3 separate regions of the Homo sapiens genome follow, and regions 1 and 3 are each linked to region 2. Evidence: chromatin contacts called from ENCODE Hi-C or POLR2A ChIA-PET data. All regions are on one chromosome and are shown on one strand. Each heading gives the region's core, a stretch centred on a gene start or an enhancer-like site at or near the end of the contact. The rest is flanking DNA. Distances are from core to core; before and after follow the strand shown. Region 1 overlaps PHF3 (PHD finger protein 3). Region 2 holds the start of PTP4A1 (protein tyrosine phosphatase 4A1). Region 3 has its middle 96 kb from the start of PTP4A1.

The links. Hi-C counts contacts between places; a loop is a spot of excess contacts on that map. ChIA-PET counts read pairs that join two places held with the same protein, here RNA polymerase II (POLR2A). Pooled maps may share reads with other maps.
Region 1: a loop to region 2 is called in a map of B cell, with 2.4 times the contacts of the local background. The contact joins the enhancer-like site here to the promoter of PTP4A1 in region 2. A Hi-C loop is called at or near these places in 4 of 168 maps with a recorded cell type or tissue (B cell, OCI-LY7, heart right ventricle and 1 more), 5 of 37 single-sample maps with no recorded cell type and 8 of 50 pooled maps. POLR2A ChIA-PET finds 5 or more read pairs at or near these places in 7 of 52 experiments (GM12878, H1, WTC11 and 3 more).
Region 3: a map of gastrocnemius medialis shows a loop between it and region 2 (4-fold over the local background). The contact joins the enhancer-like site here to the promoter of PTP4A1 in region 2. A Hi-C loop is called at or near these places in 4 of 168 maps with a recorded cell type or tissue (gastrocnemius medialis, heart left ventricle and psoas muscle) and 9 of 50 pooled maps. POLR2A ChIA-PET finds 5 or more read pairs at or near these places in 4 of 52 experiments (A549, HEK293, HepG2 and 1 more).

The regions. Positions count from the first base shown.
Region 1 is chr6:63,683,998-63,687,163 of GRCh38, reverse strand. It overlaps PHF3 (PHD finger protein 3), which reads right to left. Exons shown (of 16, transcript NM_001370348.2): 4 at 1,253-3,035. Among named protein-coding and RNA genes, the nearest start is that of PHF3, 50 kb to the right of the region's middle. RefSeq lists an enhancer at 1,187-1,556. Within about 2 kb of position 1,548, at least 4 of the 41 ENCODE cell types and tissues checked have a DNase peak (open chromatin) inside an H3K27ac peak, as active enhancers do; they include B cell, GM12878 and OCI-LY7, where a contact is called at or near this core.
Region 2 is chr6:63,571,136-63,574,175 of GRCh38, reverse strand. It overlaps PTP4A1 (protein tyrosine phosphatase 4A1), which reads right to left and starts at 1,696. Exons shown (of 6, transcript NM_003463.5): 1 at 1,457-1,696. It overlaps LOC124901228 (translation initiation factor IF-2-like), which reads left to right and starts at 608. Exons shown (of 2, transcript XM_047419610.1): 1 at 608-644; 2 at 746-3,040. The coding sequence starts at 608. The coding sequence ends at 1,491. LOC128125822 reads right to left here and starts at 1,696. Exons shown (of 2, transcript NM_001415059.2): 1 at 1,457-1,696. The coding sequence starts at 1,495. It also overlaps a transcript of LGSN not described here. RefSeq lists enhancers at 1-500, 195-564, 501-1,236, 1,618-1,912, 1,237-1,972 and 1 more and silencers at 1,105-1,234, 1,535-1,954.
Region 3 is chr6:63,474,552-63,477,653 of GRCh38, reverse strand. It overlaps a transcript of LGSN not described here. Among named protein-coding and RNA genes, the nearest start is that of PTP4A1, 96 kb to the left of the region's middle. Within about 2 kb of position 1,791, at least 6 of the 41 ENCODE cell types and tissues checked have a DNase peak (open chromatin) inside an H3K27ac peak, as active enhancers do; they include gastrocnemius medialis and psoas muscle, where a contact is called at or near this core.

The DNA.
Region 1 (3,166 bases), core at 299-2,798, 110 kb before region 2:
ATTACAGGCATGCGACTGCGCCTGGCTGAGTAAGGTGTTTTAAATAAAAAAACCATATAATTAAGAGCATGTAAGTGACAGTGAATGTAGCACTGTATTCAAACAAGTGACAACTTTTAAAAACTGGAATATATTGTTATAAACTAACCCTTGACGCTAAAAATAGGCCACGGGCTGGATCACAAATGAAGAAATACTTTGACATAAAACTTATTTTACACAATAGCCCCAACATCTCCTTTCCGATCTCCCCAATCACCCTAACACCACCAAAATAATATGTTACAACACACTTTACTAAATTGTCCCTCCCTAAAGAGCTTCATTTTTATGTACTAAGATAGTGCTGGGAAAAATCACTCTAGCACACTTTCATGAATAAGGATAAGAAGAATATAATATACAAATTATAATGTTCTTTTATCATATCAGCATTGAAAGAAGTTCCAACAGCAATATGAACACTTGAACAGAATAATCTGGTAGCTGCAAACTCCACTTCATCTCTTGCTTTCCTTTTCTTAAAAAGCTAACAAAAAACACATTGGGGATTGAGGGGTGCAGTGTCATAAAACTACAAATCACTGAATACTAGAAAGAATGATGAAAGTCAGTGCTAAAATCATCTCAAATTTTAAAAAGACTAGAATTCACAAAAAATTATTTAAAACATTCAAAAAAAGAAATACGTTTTTCACTCTATTTCATGTTGACCTGGGTAATCTAACAATTGTTTAGCTGTCAAATTTCACTGCAAGATAAAGTTTGATAGTTATGAAATGGTGTTCTTTAATATGTTTCATTTTAAGAAAAAAAAAAACTTCAAAAGAAAAATAGAATTTCCATTATGACCTTCATACTTTATTACTAGTTCTTCTCACACCAAATGAATTAATATATAACTTACAGACCCAAAGCAGTATAACAATTTTCCAATTACCAGGAAGTGTTTGGCTTTTTTGCAGATGCAGTGGCTAAATTACACTGTCTAACCTGTGACAATGACAAAATATTTCCATGTATGTCAGCTGTTGGCCAGACTATGCTTTTTTAAATGTTCTAGGATGATATATTTGTAAATTCAGTAGATCCATCTTTCTATCATTTATCCAAGACTGATGAAGCTTTTTGTTTTTGCACAGGTCTCTGTGTATCAAATAATGTCTTTAAAACAATTCTCACATTAATCCCACCCCCAAAAAAGCAATTTATTTTCAATGTACACATCACTCATACACACATACACACACACCTGTTGCCATGTGGTTTTTTGCAAAACCCACACTGCTTGCTGGGAGTCCACATATATTTGCTTTCAAATGAGGAGCTATGATCAGAGCCTTCTCTTCTTATGGTAGCTATGTTATCTGGAATGAACAATGGTGGCTCATCTAAAGAAAAACTTTTGCTGCTTCTTCTTTGGCGGGGTTGTAGGTTCTTCTCAGGTTTTTTCAGTTTCAGTTTATCCTCTTCCTTAAAATGCTCAACGCCTGGGTGTTCAAGCTCTTCCTTCACGTGACTATTGGTTTTCATTGCTGGGGCCTGTTGCTGAGGCTTATGACACTGTTTCTGGCTAGAATGTGATACATGTCCAGTTTGTGCAGGATGATGAGGTTCTTTCAAGCAACCAGGATGAGCGTGTGACTTATCACTCAAAGAATGAGTTAAGGGCTTGAAAATTTGTACTAAAGTTTGATCCTGTAATGTTTTTTTCAGTACAGAATGAGCTTGGTTTTTCACAGATTTAACCCCAGAATTGCAACTCTGAATCTTTGGCTCCTTATCAATTTGTTTTTTTCTGACTTTGACTGGCCTATGAAAATTTTGCTGAGATTCTGGTACATCAGTATTTCGTTTCACACTTTTGACATTAACTTTAGTTTTGCTATGTATTACTTCATACTTTGCTGCAACAATTTTCTTCGGAGCATCTGTGGTCATGTTTTGCTTAGAATGAATTACAGGTTTTGTATGTTTGGATTTTACACTTTTTGACTCTAAGTAAGAAACGCTACTTGACTGGCTGTTTCTGTCATCCTGAAGGTTTGCTGTTTCATGGGACTCTATTTTAGTACTTTCTATAGCATTCAACTGTTTTGAATTTTGGTCAGGCACATCACAAATAGCATTTTCCAAGATATTACTTTCCGGTCCAAAAGTACTAGTATCAACCACCTCTAAGTTTGATTTATTAAACTCAGTGCTCTCCAACTGCCTATTAGACTCCGCATCTTCACAATAACCCAACGGTTCAATTTTATTTCTTTCAAGGGTGTTCTCAGTTTTATCAGCAATACCCATGGTATCCTTCAATTCCAAATTACATTCAGTCACTTCATCTACACAACTAGGCAAACCTACAAGGCTGTTTTCTGTCTTATTTGGATTTGTACAAGCAGCATCACTAGAAATATCAGAAGATCCAGCGTCCTCAAGAATATGGTCATCTTCATGGGATAATTTTACTGTCTCCTTTGAATCTTGTTCAACTTTTCTTGTTGCTATCATTTCTTCAACAACAGTCTCACCCGTTTTACCTGAAATGGAATCATTTTGTTCATGTTCTTCTTTATCTGAAAACTTAAACAATGGACTACCAACAGGCTTGGCTTTACATTCCATCAAAGCTTCATTTTTCTTTTCTCCAATAGTAACACAAGTCTCTGAAAGAAGTGAACAATTTAATTCATGAGATGGCACATCTATTTCTCCCGGATTATTACACTTATGCTTAGAATCTAATCCATCTTCATCCTTCATTTCAAGACAAGATGACACTGAAGAATGACTTGAAGACACTGATACTTCAGGTACCACTTCAATTTGTCCGCTATTTCGGCTGCACCTTCTATTCTCCTTATGGTACTCAGGTTTCAGTGACATACATACTTCTTCTTTAACCTGACTCCTTTCTGGTTGTTTCACTCCTGCTTTAGCAGTAGATACAGTCTTCCCAGATGCTTTTTTTGTGTTACTTAATGGTGCTGCATTTGAACGCTTGGCAATAGTGCTCTGTCGCAAACTTCTTACTTGTTCTATCACAGGGGGAAAAAATAAATAAAAATACTTAGCTATTTTGTCATGTGCTTTTATTTCAATACAATTTAGAATATATCACTTCTTTATTCTGAGCTATAATTTGCTCAACAAAAATGTATTGAACAGT
Region 2 (3,040 bases), core at 447-2,946:
AAAGCATGTGTAAAATGCTGCTCACTCTTGGGAATGATTTAGTTTTCTAGTTTTCAACTGACTGAGTAACAGGAAGCACTGCCTCAGGATCTAGATGTCGGGCAGGTCAACAGTTCCAATCGTAGTGTAAATAACTTAATACTCGTGGACTGGTAGGGGGCTCCGCGGACAGAAGATAAAAAACCCTCAGAATTCCGTCTCTGGTTGGCTACTGCTGCCACAAACCAACAGGAGGCAACAACATATTACACCACAGAGCTCAGGGATAGTTCTAAACAGTCCCCGATTAAAAGGCGCCATCCAGGGCCCTTCCAAAATTGGCAGGGGAAATGTATGCTGGTGCCCGGACGGGAAGTCCTTCGCGTCAGTGTAACTAACAGTAGCCCTGTCAGTTTCCAAGACGCTCCGAACCAGGCCATTTCTCGACGACTGGCCCAGAGAAAGGACAAGACTAGACTTGTTCCCATTATCACGAGCCCGAGGTGGGGCGATAAATCCGGAACAGCTCGAATTACCAGGTGGAGCCTGGGAGGAGGGCGGGGCGGACGGCCGAAGTTCTCACCTAGCAGAACCCCACTCTGGCCCGGGCAGGGGTGCAGCTCGCGGAATGCCCCAGAGGGCCGCCGCCCCGCGCACGCGGCTGTGTGCGCCCGAGCACGCCCGCTGCGCCCCCTCTCCGCGCCGCAATCACGGGTTCGCGCCGCGCCTTCAGTCAGGCGCGGGCGCCGAGGCCATTTTGTCTGAGGCTCGGGTCCCGGCCGTCGAGCACAAGAGTGTAGCTGCACCCAGTGGCTGTCCCGCGCCCACCCCGGAGCTCCGAGAAGCTCTGGAACCAGATCGTTACCACCCGTGCCTGGCTGTCCGGCCTACCCCACGCCCGCCCGGATCTGGAGGCGAACCCGCCACCGCCGCGCCCTCCCCGTATCCGGCTCCGCAGTGACACGCGCAGCCCTCGCCCCACCCCGGGCCACGTCTCCCGCTCCCAGTGCAGCCACTCTCCTCCGGCCGAACAAAGAGGCCCCGGGACGCCGCGGAGCCTGCCATGCCCGGACGGGTCGCGCCAGACCAAAGGGCCAAGGGCGGAGGCGGCGGTCACAAAGCGGCTTTTGTGCCACCCACCCGGCCCGCTGCGGAAGCCGAAACTGCCCCCGGCCGCCGCAGAAGCCGGACCGCGCCGCCCCCGTCGCTCCGGGCTCGGGAGGGACTCAAAAGCCGGTGCCTCCGGCGGCCAACCGCCACCCCGCAGCCCCGAGGGGCCCGGCATCTGCCTCCGCACAGCCGGCCGCAATCGGCCGGCCACAGGGCCATAACCCGCCCGCTCCCACCCGGGACCCACCGGAACCGCAACCCGGGGCAACCTGGAGGAGACGCCGGGCTCCGAACAAAGGCGACAGCGGGGATGGGGGGCCGGTCGTGGATTCCCAGCCCGAGAGGCGACGATGCGACGGCTACTCACAGGAATATGTTTACTCATTGAAGATTGTGGCCTAATCATACAGCCGGTCCCGAGGCGGCGGCGACACAGGCGGTGGCGGTGGCTGCAGGGCAGGAGGCGGCGGTGGTCGTGGCGGAGCGGCGGTGGCGGCGATGCAGGCGGCGGCGGGGGCACCAGACTCTACCATGCAGTGAGCGGCTCGGAGCAGAGCGCGTAGCCGAGCCGGCCCGCAGCCGAAGGAGCCAATACACGCGCCGAGGCGCCCTTGCGTCACAAGCCCTCCCCTTTATAGCCGGCGCGACGTGCAACCCTCCAGCCACCAATCGCGGCCTGGAACCGCGGGCCAGGAGCCGACAGGCGGGGGCGGAGGCCCGCCCCCTCCGGACGTCACTCCGCGGCGGCCGCCGCCGGTGTGAACCGGTTGATGAATGGCTAAGCGCCGAGTCGGAGCATCCCCGGGGCGGGGGAGGGAAGGGGCTGCCGGGAGTGCTCCGGGATGCAGGAAGCCTGAAGTTAAGAAGGGGTGGGAGCGAGAGAGATTCCGATTTATCGACTGGAAGGAATCATGCTGCAAACCACGTTTCTCATAATTAAAACGGTCCAGGAGTGCACACATGTCACATGAGGAGACTCGAAGTTTGCCTGAATCGTAAAATGCAATCCTTCTAGGGCTGGAACCGCGTCTCAGTGTCGAGCCTGCTTTCTACTGCCTTAACCACGGTCATCTTTGCCAGTGGTTTACCTTGGCACCTGGGCCCCGAGTACCTTCGTCATCAAATAATATTTATGTCGCAAGACCGCTGTACCCGGTGACTCAACACCTTGCATGCCACGGCCTTAGGCTTGGTCAAGATGAATTCTTGTCCCTGGGGGCGCTTTCAAGCGGGGAGAAACTTACCTTCGCAAAACTTAAGGCTATAGAAGATGGGGAGAGTATCTTTTGATGCAGACGAAGCCCTATGCTCCCTATATTCTTTTTTTGATCACACCTCTCTATACTACGTACGCGTGCAACTGCAGTTGGCTCAATTGTGGCATTTCGAAATCACATGCATCCTTTGTACTGCTGCTCACTTGATATGTTGTCTCAGATAATGAAAGGTTAGGAAGTGCTTAAAGAAAGCGTTTTTAGAAATTAAGAATCCTCGGTTTTGTCAAGCACTGATGTAATTCTTTGCGTCAAAGCTAAAGCTCTTCTTTATGTTCGTTTTCAGTCCTCTTTTACTGACTTCATTATTTAAGCCCCTAAGAAGTAAAGTCTTATCGCAATTCTGTGCCATACAAGGGCACCTCTGTTATTTATAATCTGAAAACCCTTTCTCCTCAGCTCTGGAGAAGGACCAAACAGGACCTTTACCTGCTTTTTAAGAACTCAGTTTTCCACTAACACTGAAGCCTTTTGTTTGTTATTTTCACCGAGTATGAGATTGGAGAGGGCTTTAGGGATCAAATTTTGTCCTCTTTCAGTGCCCTGCAACATCTTAGGATTTATTAGAACTTCTATTTAGAGACTGGTTGTATAGTTATTCAACTTTCTTAACTCTGTAAGTAAAATAAGAACTTTAAAAAAACAAAAACAAACAAAATCCTGGGCCAGACTTTCAA
Region 3 (3,102 bases), core at 542-3,041, 97 kb after region 2:
AAAAAAAAAAGGATGAAAACCAAAACTGGATCTTACGTGATTTATGTGACGAAAAACATTTTTGAAGCTTCGTAGACTAGGACGAGACCCCCATGGCATATTTCAAAGAAACTCTCCATTTCTATGTTAAACCCTATTTCCTTTCAATAAACGATCTGATTTGGATATGTGAACTTTAAATGCTTTATTAGCCACGAGAAAAGAAGATACAGCAATTTCATCATTTTGGGAAATATAAGAACATCCTTTTACTTTGTAAAGTTTAAGAGATCAGATACATGTTTTTACATAGAACAAAAGAAGAATGATTAAATGTGATATTATGAGTTTTATTTTATAAAGGTAATTTATAATTAACTAAGAATGGATGACATAAAACTAACTGTTCTAGAACAGCATGTAACAAAGCAAAATCTATTGTCTGTCTTTTCTGACTTTTAAGCTTATGAAAGTTTGTTTTGTATTATTTCTTCAAGGAAGATTAACTGAAATTCTGTATATTAAATTTTAACTCTAAAATGGCATTCCTATCACAAACTGTGATGAGAAATGCTGCTTCCAACAGTTTTGGTATCAGAAAAACAGTAGAGCAAATGTTAGAAACAAATTTAAAAAGAGAACTTATTTTCCATCTGTCTAGGCTTGACTACTAGGAAGGGTTTCAATTAAAAGCCATAGCTTCAGAGTAAAGGATGCTTATTTCCAAATTTAGATGGGAAGAGTAACATAAGAAAGGTAGAAGCAGCAGAATGATGAAAAAGTGTTTATGATGAATTAAAAACAATGGCAAATTTTATAAGACTTCTTTCCTAGACGATTGGATCTAATTTCTCTTCATTGAATCTAGGCTAGTCATAGCGATTTCCTTGATGAATAAAGTTCAGTGCCAATATCACTGAGTGACTTCCAAGGCTGGGTCTCCTTGCAGCTTATTCTTGGTCTCTTAGAATGTTTGCTTCCTGTGCTCTTTAGACTCTCCCCTCTTGAGATACTATGTTTTGGAGTCTAGCAGCTGCTGAGTGAGAAGACCCAGCCACATGGAGAAACAGCATGTAGGTGCTTGAGTTAATAGCTCCAGTTGAGCTCCCAGCTGAAAGCCAGCACCGACTGCCTTGTATCTTTGACATCCAGTCCAGCTGAGCCTTCAAATGATCGCAGTTCCAGCCAATATCTAACTGCAACTGTAGGGGGAACTCTAAAGAGAATTGCTCAATTGAGCTCTTCCTGAACTACTAACACCTCACATTGTAAGCAAAATGAAATGGTTGTTTTAAGCTATTAAATTTTGGGGTAATTTGTTATGCCACAAGAGTTAATCGAACAGTCCTGGTTTTTTCAACTGCTCTAACTTCTGTCACATCAAGCTTTGTATGCTGAGGTTGTTAGATTTGCAAGGATAGGAGAACACAATCTGAAAACTTGCAATAAACAAGTCATGTAATTATGAGGTAGCACTATCTCACCAAGGTGAACTTTTAATGATTTTGTTGCTTAGTGAAGAATCTCCTTAAGCCTCTCTCTTATGGCTTCATTACATCTATCAGTAAAAAAAACCAAAAAACAAAACAAAACAAACAAACAAAAAAACCAAACCAAAATAAAACAAAAAATCTACATAATAATGTCCTTTATCTCCACTCGGCTCTTGATCTGAATGACATTAGACAGAAGGGGTCAGTACTCTGCCTGCTTGAACTTTGCTACTAGACACCCTGCCTTTTCCCTCTTCCTCTGAAGGGCTGCCTTTGATTTTAGCACTCCTTGGGCCTGCCAGAATTTCAGCAGTCCCAGTAGGTTCCAGGGCAGACTGTTCTGAGCATGACCTGCTGGCATCAAAACTGGTGTGTGACTAAATTCTGATCTGCCCAAAACATTTTCTTACTTTAGCAACAACAGTTGTTGTTGATGTGCTGCTTCTTCTTTTTTAAACTTAGTGCTTGGGGTTGTTAACTACTATTAGCCCAGATATTAGAAACGTGTTTTTGGTATATCAGTCAGTCCCTGCCCACTATCTGGCATACTCTATATGAAGTTTGAAGCATATTTCAAGCCTTATTTCGAATACCTCTTTAATGGCCTAGGATAAGAGACAAAATTTATACCAACCTGTTTGAAATATTCAATTGTATAAATGCCTCATTCTTTGTTTCACCATTAGGTCACTGAATTTTATTAATCATCTCAAAGTACACACATATCACTTCCCCAGGATTTGTAATAACTATTAACCAGAAACATACCATGTTGGGTTGGTATGATATCTTTGGATGTCAAGTATGTTGGGTCTCTATGGGTGGTAATAGAGGGCAATTGGGTGTCTTTTTTTTTTTTTTTTTTTTGGCAGATCTATTCATTTAAAGCAGAAGTTGCAAACCCAAAAGTCACTGCAACAGCATGCCAATGGGGTTGGCATGGGGTGTTAGGGTATGGGGACTATGAAGTATATGATGAGGTATATGAATGAAGACAGTAAGTTTGTAAATGCATTTTATAGCAGCATTTCTGCATCCTAAAACAAATCCTTTTTGATACCTCAGTTCTTACACTTGTTTTGTCCTTATAGAGGTCATTGTTCTTACAGTGGTTTGTTTTATAACAATGTTTTTAGTTGAACGTCTACAATGGAGACACATTTCGTTTGCATATTAAACTTGTAGGAATAATTATTATTTCCACAAAGAAATATTCATTGTCTCATTTTGCACAAAATCTGTGGGGAAGTCAACCTTTCATTTTCTCATTTTCTTTCCTTTTTTTTTTTTTTTTGAGACGGAGTCTTCTCAAATCATCGCAACCTCCACCTCCCAGGTTCAAGCAATTCTCCTGCCTCCACCTCTCAAGTAGCTGGGATTACAGGCATCTGCCACCACGCCCAGCTAATTTTTTTTATCTTTAGTAGAGACAGGGTTTCACCATGTAGGCCAGGTTGATTTCAATCTCCTGACCTCAGGTGATCCTCCTGCCTCAGCCTCCCAAAGTGCTGGGATTACAGGCGTGAGCCACAGCGCCCAGCCTAACTTCCCACTTTCTTTTTTTTTTTTTTTTGAGATGGAGTCTTGCTCTGTGGCCCAGGCTGGAGTGCAGTGGTGTGATCTTGTCTCA